2 separate regions of the Homo sapiens genome follow, and region 2 is linked to region 1. Evidence: chromatin loops called from intact Hi-C (ENCODE). Cell type or tissue: ovary. All regions are shown on one strand.

Region 1 (4,000 bases):
AGGGTGGGGTCCTCATAATGGGATTAGGGCCCCCCTAAGAAGCGGCTCCAGACAACTTGCTTCCCTCTCCTGTCACTGCCATGTGAGGACACAGGGAAAAGGCAGAAGAATTTCTGAAAGTCAGAAGAATTTCTCACCGGGGAACCAAGTTGGCTATCACCTTGATTTTGGACTTCCCAGTCTCCAGAACAGTGAGATATAATTATTCACTGTTTAAGGCACTCAGTCTATGGTATATTGTTGTGGTAGCCCAAGCTGACTAATGTAAACCAAAATTAAAATTCTAAGGCCCCTCAACCATCTGAATGAACCCTTCCTCCTGGCCAAGGACATTCCAAAATTAACCTGAAGAACAAGTTCAGGCTATGATGGGAAGGGGGAGCTGGACATGCCTCATTATACCCTCCTCCCTTTTGGAATTACTGGTAGAACGGACTCTAAGTTTGATAAGAAACATTTACAATTTATTCTCTCTGAAGTCTGCTACCTGGAGGCTTCATCTGTATGACAAAACCCTGGTCTCTATGACCTCTTATTGTACCCAGACATTCCTTTCTATTGATAATAACTCTTTCAACCAATTGCCAATTGGAAAATCTAATCTACCTATGACCTGGAAGCTCCCACTTCAAGTCATGCTGCCTTTCTGGACTGAACCAATGTACATCTTACATGTATGGATTGATGTCTCATATCTCCTTAAAATGTATAAAGCTGAGCTGTACCCCACCACCTTGGGCACATGTCAGGATCTCCTGAGGATGTGTCATGAGTGTGTCCTTAACCTTGGCAAAAATCAACTTTCTAAACTGATTCAGACCTGTCTCAGGTACTTTTGGTTTACATTAATATGAGTGCTACCTCATAGAGGAGCAAATCGAGACCCAGGGAGGCTATGTCATAGCTTACCTAGGGAGAACTAGAAGATGATGAAGGCAGGAGTCAAACTCACATAGTCTCACTCCAGAGTCTGTATTGCTCATTACTATGGTCAAATGCCTGCAATGAAGGCAATAGCTTGTGTATTCTGGCCTCCTCTTCTGCCATCCTGAAACTCCAAATTATGCCATCATGTGGACTCACAAAAGATTGTGTTCAGGCTTCCACTGTATGTCTCATGTGTTTTGGAGTTTGTGCCCTCTACTCATCTGGGAGCCTGGTAATGGCTGGGACTTTTTTTCATTTCCACTCCCTCAGTTCTTAGTGCAGTGCCTGGGTAGGTGTTTACTAAATCTTGTTAAGTGAATATGTGTAAAGACGAAACAGCCTAATCTCACAAAGTTTTACAAATAAGAATAAATCATGTGAGTTCTTTGCAAAGAAGAATATTGCAGTATGACAGGCTGATTTGGTAATAACTCAGCTAGCAGAGACCTGCTTAAACAGTTACCCAAGCCCGAGAAGGAGCAATTTTGTGCTGTCTTATGATAGTCTGAATGGACTTAGGGGGATACCAGTTTTCTGTTTTGCTCTTGGCCCCTTGCTCATAAAAAGTACTACTGCAGGTTGGGCTGCTGCAGAAGCAGGCTCTGAGATAGAATCTAGTGTGCAGGATATTTATAAGGAGGGTCCTTGGGATCTATGCATTCCACAGGAAGAGACTAAGGCAGAACTGGGTAGAGGAAGAAGTTGAAATGTGGTGCAGGCCCAGTGACGGCCTGGCTGAGCTCATGAGAGCTCTTGAGCTAGAATGGTCTTGCTAGAGTTGAGCCAGATGGCAAGGTCTTCTTACTCCAAAGCTATTAGTCACTAGATATGGGCTGCCCAGGAGGGGCTTGATCATGAGCAAGGCAGCTTGCCTGAAGGGATGGCAGCTGAAGGCTGTCTGTTGACAGACTTCCAGCAGCTGGGACAACAAGCTCTTATTTCAGGGAGGTCTGGGTGGTGTATCTCAGTGTCCCACACATGAACATTACTTTGGAATGAGTGTTTCCACAGCACAGGAGCCCAGCATGGTGAGTATTCTCATTATTACAGAATATTACTTTCATCTCTTGAGCCGGATTTTCTTTTATGACTCTTGGCAGATGCCCAAAGATCCTATGTCTGTGTAGCATCTTTTTGAAAGGTTTTTTCATACATAATATCTCTTATATGAGATTCCTTTCTAAGAACACTCTACCTCCCAGAGTCTGGCTTTAAATTTGTTTTCTCATGTTTCCTTCATATCTCAGAAGAAAAAGTTCCCTCCCCCTTTCTCAGGTTAATTTTTCTTCTATTACTTTGACTTGCCCCTTCTTGATCTCCTACAAAACCTAGTTCTTTCAGTGAGTCTCAAGTCCCCTCAATGTCTTTCCTCCCCTATGCAGGGTAAGCCCTAGAATATTATTGTATGGGAAATCGGGTCTTAGTAAGAGAGTAAACACAATGATGTGTGGGCATAGAAGCAGGGAGGCCAGGAATGAGATGCAGCTCTGCTAATGAAATACAATTTAACACACTATAAGCAGGGATTCTTCTAGGAAGTTTTGATGAATAATTCTTAGTTGCTTATTCCTCTGACGAGCCCCTGAGGGTTGTATCAGTGGAAGGTCTCATGGTGAAGTAGGAGGAATGTGGTTTTTGGAGTTATTCAGGACTGATTTTGACTTATAGCCAAGTCAACTTGCTAGCTGTGTAACCCCTCAGTTTAATCAGTTTAGTTACCTTCTCTTAGCTTTAGTTTCCTCATCTGGAACACATGGCTTATGAAGTCCTCCCTCAAAGGGTTGCTGTGAAGGGGACACTCAATGAGATGACACAGGTGAAGACTTGCATAGCATCTGGCACGTGGTATACTCTGTCACGCACACGCTGCTTCCCCACTGAGGCAGTTGCACTGGGAGTCCAGCTGGCCAGGTGCCACCTCTCCTCTGGCTCATTCACGCATGTGGGCCCCACTACTTTTTGATTTTACATTTAAACCCAGTGCTCTGAATTCCTGTCTTGCCTTTATTGGTGAGATATCTCCATCTCAGTTACAGCTGAGCAGGTGTATTATGAGCTGAGTGAATGCAAGATTGAACAAATAAAAAATACAACATGTAAGTGAACTCAAAAAAGGCTTTTGGAGTACCCTGTAGTTCAAATGGTTTGTGCTTATTCCATTCACAGATGGCACATTCTATCTGCAATGACTACCAAGCTAAGTATGGCAAGATGGTTTCTTAGTATGATAAGAGACTAATAGGACCCTACTTCTCATTTGTTAACCCCTCACAGTGTACCAATATTAAACAAGGTATTTTAAAAAGATCTGTTCCTGTCTTTGTGGTTAATTTTTAAGAGTTAAAATTCTTCTTGTTCTATGAGCCCCTGAAAATTCATTTTAAATCAACAGGCAAAGAGCCAGCTACGAGGAAGGGCAGAGCAAAAATAAACTTTATCCAGCAGTCATGTCTTAGGGAAAGAATTGGACAAACCTCTTCCTTGTTTCAGTAGAAACTTCAATACGTGTAACAGAATTAAGGAACAGCTAGATTGATGCTTGTAGAGGCAAAAAGATATAGAGAGTATATATATTTAATCAGACTAATCAAGCACACATCTGTAAGTGAATTTAAAAAATGACTTTGCTTTGAGGAAGTTGACTCTCATTTTGGTTTGTTTCATGATTGACTGAATTATTCTCTGTCTTGCATGTCACCTTATTTGACTTGACACTAATCTGACAGAGGGATGTACAGGAAAATCTGCAGGCCTGGGTGTCAGCCCTGAGTCAGGACTCTGACTCTGTTGCTTCTTAGCTGTGGGACCATGGGTAAGTTACTCAATCCTCTGACCTTCAGTTCCTTCAATAGTAAAATGAGGTTTTAATACTTACTTCTACTATAGTGTGTATAAAATGTAATACATATAAAGTGCCAGGAGTGAAGTAGGTATTAAAAATGCTATAGTTCCTCTCTCCTTGCCTGCTAATTTCCAAAATATCCTATGGCTTTTAGTCATATGATAAATTTTGGTTGCTACCATTTTTCCCTATTAGGCACTATTTACTGATACAGAATACTCTATACTTAGT
Region 2 (4,000 bases), 250 kb after region 1:
ACTATAATTTATTTTGTTAGGTGCATTTAAAAAAAAAACACATAAGCCATCAGTAGCTTAGTTGGCATGCCATTGGTTCAAAAAATCAGTCTTTAATTCAGCAAAGATTGATCAAGGAGATACTACGTGCAAAGCACCTCCTAGTCCATGAGGTAGATGAACTGGAGTAGTGTTAAATAAATGGAAGATTCTAGAACCACATGACATTAAAGGAACACTGGACAACAAATCTGCCCATCTCACATCCTTCTTTTCCTGGCATCTTAGAAAGACAATCTTCCAGAGTTAATAGCCAAGGATGAAGTAAGAGAGGCCCCTTTCACTTCTCAGCAACTCCATTACATCATGGTGGCATCTGAATGATTGAAGGCTGTGCAGCCTTCTTTTCTGACATATGCCAGGGAGACAGATGTTAAACTTGTCTGTTGATTGACTTGGTAAGATGAGTCTCTCAACCTGGTCTTAAGAAAAAGGTAATAGCTTGGTGTCACAGGGTATGCTGCTTAGAGAAATAGGAGTCAAATCTGTGCCAGACTTTTCTCAGAGACACTAGAACACCAGGCTTTCCAGAACAGTAACAACTGCAGCAGAAGCAAAAGGGTAACAATCGTAACTGCCATAAACGGAACACCAGCTGTGTGTCAGGCATGCAGATACTATCTCCATTTTGTAGATGAGAAAGTCAAGGCTCAGAGAGATTAAGTAATTTGCTCAAGGTCACAAAGTCAGTTACTGTGATAGTTAAAAGCACAAGTTTTGGCCAAAGACTGACTTGGGTTGAAAACCAAATGATTAACTATTAATCACTTAATGATAAAGTTATTAATCATTAATTAATGAATCTCTCTGCTGCTTAATCTCCATCGAATCTCTCTCTGCTGCTTAATCTCCATCTGCCACCTTGTTAGAATGGATCTAACACCAGTTTTGATGTTTGACTGCTGACAGCCTGTAAGACTCACTCCTCCCTCTTCTTCCACCCCCAGCCCCCATCTTGACAAGCTGATTAGAAAGCCTGGGTACTTTCTCTTTGGTATGGGCTGGAATTTTAAACCATGTATGAGAACCCTCACCCTGCCATATTAGTCTCCTTTCCTTGCTCTCTTAAGCTATTATTGAACCTGCTTAGGGGCTGCCATGCTCTTCCCAGAAAGCCTCGTTATGTGAGTTAAGCCTTTCATACCCTCTTGGCATATGTGTGGCATCATCAGTTTCAATATCCAAACCAAATGGGGTCCATCCTGTTTCTTCAGGATAAAGACACTCTGAACGCATTGATCCTCTAATCTGCCTATGCCCTGGGATTGATCTGCAAAGCATCATCACTCTCTCTTGCCCTCTGGCTTCCCATTGGGTTTAGTCAACAAGAAGCACAGATAGATCAGAGGGAGGAGGAGACAAAGGTTGAGGCATTTCTTCTGCGCTTCTCCCTGACTTGGTACACGTTTCCGGCTGTTGCAGCATCCCTGTATGTCAGCTCCCACCAGGCAGCCCCCTGACCCCCCGCAACATGCCACCACTCACTCTTCCCTTCGGTTGTCCCTCCAGCACTAGGGGTGGTAACAGTGTGCCAAGGCTGCAGTCTCTGGGTGCCTCAACATCCATTGCTGGTTCCCTTATCCCTGCCCCACCTCTACAAGGAGTCATCTCTTTAAAGTTTCCTTATTGGAATCATCTGAATTCAATTATTTCCTCCCAGTACCCTGACCGATACACTAAGCCTCAGTCCCCTCACTTGTAAAATAGAGATGACTAATACTATTTGATAATAAGTCATAGGATTGTTGTAATAATTAAGATAATTCAGGCAAGCATTTAGTATACTACCTATATGTGCAATGTAAACTCTCCGTGTCTCTTCTTTAGTAAAATGAGGGTAATGATACCTATTATAAAGATTATTCTGAGAATCAGATCAAATTTAGGAAAATCAGCTAAGACAGACATATTACTATTGTTATTATTATAACTTACAACAGCAATAATAATAATGAACAGTGACCCTGGAATTAAAAATCCAGGTCTCTCTGTTTGTAAAGTTCATGCTTTTCCCACCAGACTACACTTTCTTCTTTAGAGAAAAGAGGTCAGACATCCCCCAGCCTGTCTTGGAAATATCATATTTAGACTGTTACATGAATTAAATCATTCCTTATTTCTTACTTAAACAAAGCTTCTCCAGCTCAACAGATTTGTCAGTTAAATGGGAGCTCGCCAAAAGAACAAAGTGTACTGTTTTCCTTTTAACATCTCAATGCCAGACATGATTCCATGTCTTTCACCCACCAGGGACTTTCCGGAACATCATCTCATAAGACAGCCAATGAGAATTCAATATAAATCACTGTAATTAGTATTCAAATGATAGGTGTTTGTCACAAGTCCATTATCAGAAACCAAATATTCATTAGGCAATAGACATGACCTTTAGAGCTTCTAAACATTTGTGACCACGGCTCAAGATGCTCCCCATCTGCCAATGCTCACAGAGGCAGCTCATAGGAGAGAGAAAATTCTGTAATCTTTAAAAATAGCCAGGAAATGTGATTCCCAGACAGAAAGATTTCCAGGTCATGGTGACACAAATAATACACTATGTGTATACAGGATGAGGATGAACTATAGAAGGAGATAGAAAAGCTGTGGAATATTGTAAGGATTTGGGTGATGATAGAAATAACCTAAGTTTGAGAGATCATCCTTCTCTGAAGGCTCCTCCACCCACCTTCCTCAACATTTTTCCTACGAACTGTCTTCTTTTCTCCCAGTGGTGCAGAAAGCAGTGAATTACAAAGTCAGTGTTCTGGGGAAGCTACCAACTTGGGAGAAGGGTTCCATTATCCAAATAATCGAAAATTATCATAGCTCCAGGGCATAACCTCTTAACAGATGAATCATGGACAGGAACCTGGCTCTGGGTATGTTGACAGCAAGGTGTAAGGAAGAACATACGGGCTTCAAAGCAGAAAAACCCAGGTTCAGGTTCTGACTCTGCTACTTTCTAGCTGTGAACCCTTGAACACATCACTCGGCCTCTGTGACTCTTCTGTAGTAAAATGAGGGTAGTGACACCTATTATAAAGGTTATTCTGAGAATTGGATCAAATTTAGGAAAATCATCTGGCACAGATATAGTATATCTTTAATCAACATAAGAGCTATTGTTGCCTTGGCCTCTAAGTACATAACTCAAACAGAGCTACCATATGAGTAGGCTCCATGGGAAATTATACCTTTAATACACCAGAGCACTAACATGGGAGTCACAGGACCAGGATTCTGGCCTAATGTTGCCAATAAATTGCTATGTCATCTTGGGCAAGTCACAGCATTTCCGTTGAGCTAAATAGCTCAAGGGGGCCCTTGAGCTATTTTTAAAATCTTGGAGAGTCCAGTGGGGAGCACCTAATTATTGGAGCTGAGGCTGCACCAGCTCTGCCCTTGCTTTTGGAAGAAATTATCTCATAGTCTCATGATATTCTGATTATTTTACTTCAATCTGTCTGGCATTCTAATTGGCAGCTGCATATGACTTTACCTAACAAAAGTGAAAATTATCAATGAACTACTGAAAAAGTTTAGGGTTTTAATAGAAAGATCTGACAAAATATATGGGAGAGATTTTAAAAAGAGATCCCTGGTGATGCAAAGTCTCAGAACCATCTCCCAAGGTACTAATTGGCTCTACCATATTCTATTTCTAGCATCCTCCTTAAAGATCCTGATTCTCCAGAATTTTCTCCCGTAAGAGGAGATTTAAAAATGTTTCAACTCATTATTCCCCTGCCTCTTCTCACCACACAAATGCTGTTACTAGTCATGTGACACTGACCACAGGCCGCCAATCTTCATACAGTGGCCTCTTTCTGGCCATTGATCGTCTAAGATGAACAGAATATTAAATATTAACTTATTCTTTCCAAAATAATTATGGAGTCTATACTCTGGGCAAGGTCTTGTTCTAGATAATGGAATATAGCAGTGAACAAAACAGACAAAT

The links. Peaks named below come from ENCODE experiments on the same cell type or tissue, not always from the same donor. Only the 100,000 strongest peaks of a DNase experiment are listed, where the experiment ranks them.
Region 2: a loop joins it to region 1, with 3 times the contacts of the local background. A loop is called at or near these places in 1 of 110 quality-filtered maps.

The regions. Positions count from the first base shown.
Region 1 is chr5:74,038,423-74,042,422 of GRCh38, forward strand. All of the region lies in intron 2 of LINC02122 (long intergenic non-protein coding RNA 2122), which reads right to left. It overlaps LOC105379035 (a long non-coding RNA gene), which reads left to right and starts at 1,629. Exons shown (of 3, transcript XR_948476.3): 1 at 1,629-1,955; 2 at 3,654-3,739. In ovary, no CTCF peak of the experiment used is centred here; a DNase peak (open chromatin) is centred at 1,754; H3K27ac peaks cover 510 bases.
Region 2 is chr5:74,286,538-74,290,537 of GRCh38, forward strand. No RefSeq gene overlaps it. Among named protein-coding and RNA genes, the nearest start is that of LINC01335, 20 kb to the right of the region's middle. In ovary, no CTCF peak of the experiment used is centred here; a DNase peak (open chromatin) is centred at 2,471; H3K27ac peaks cover 398 bases.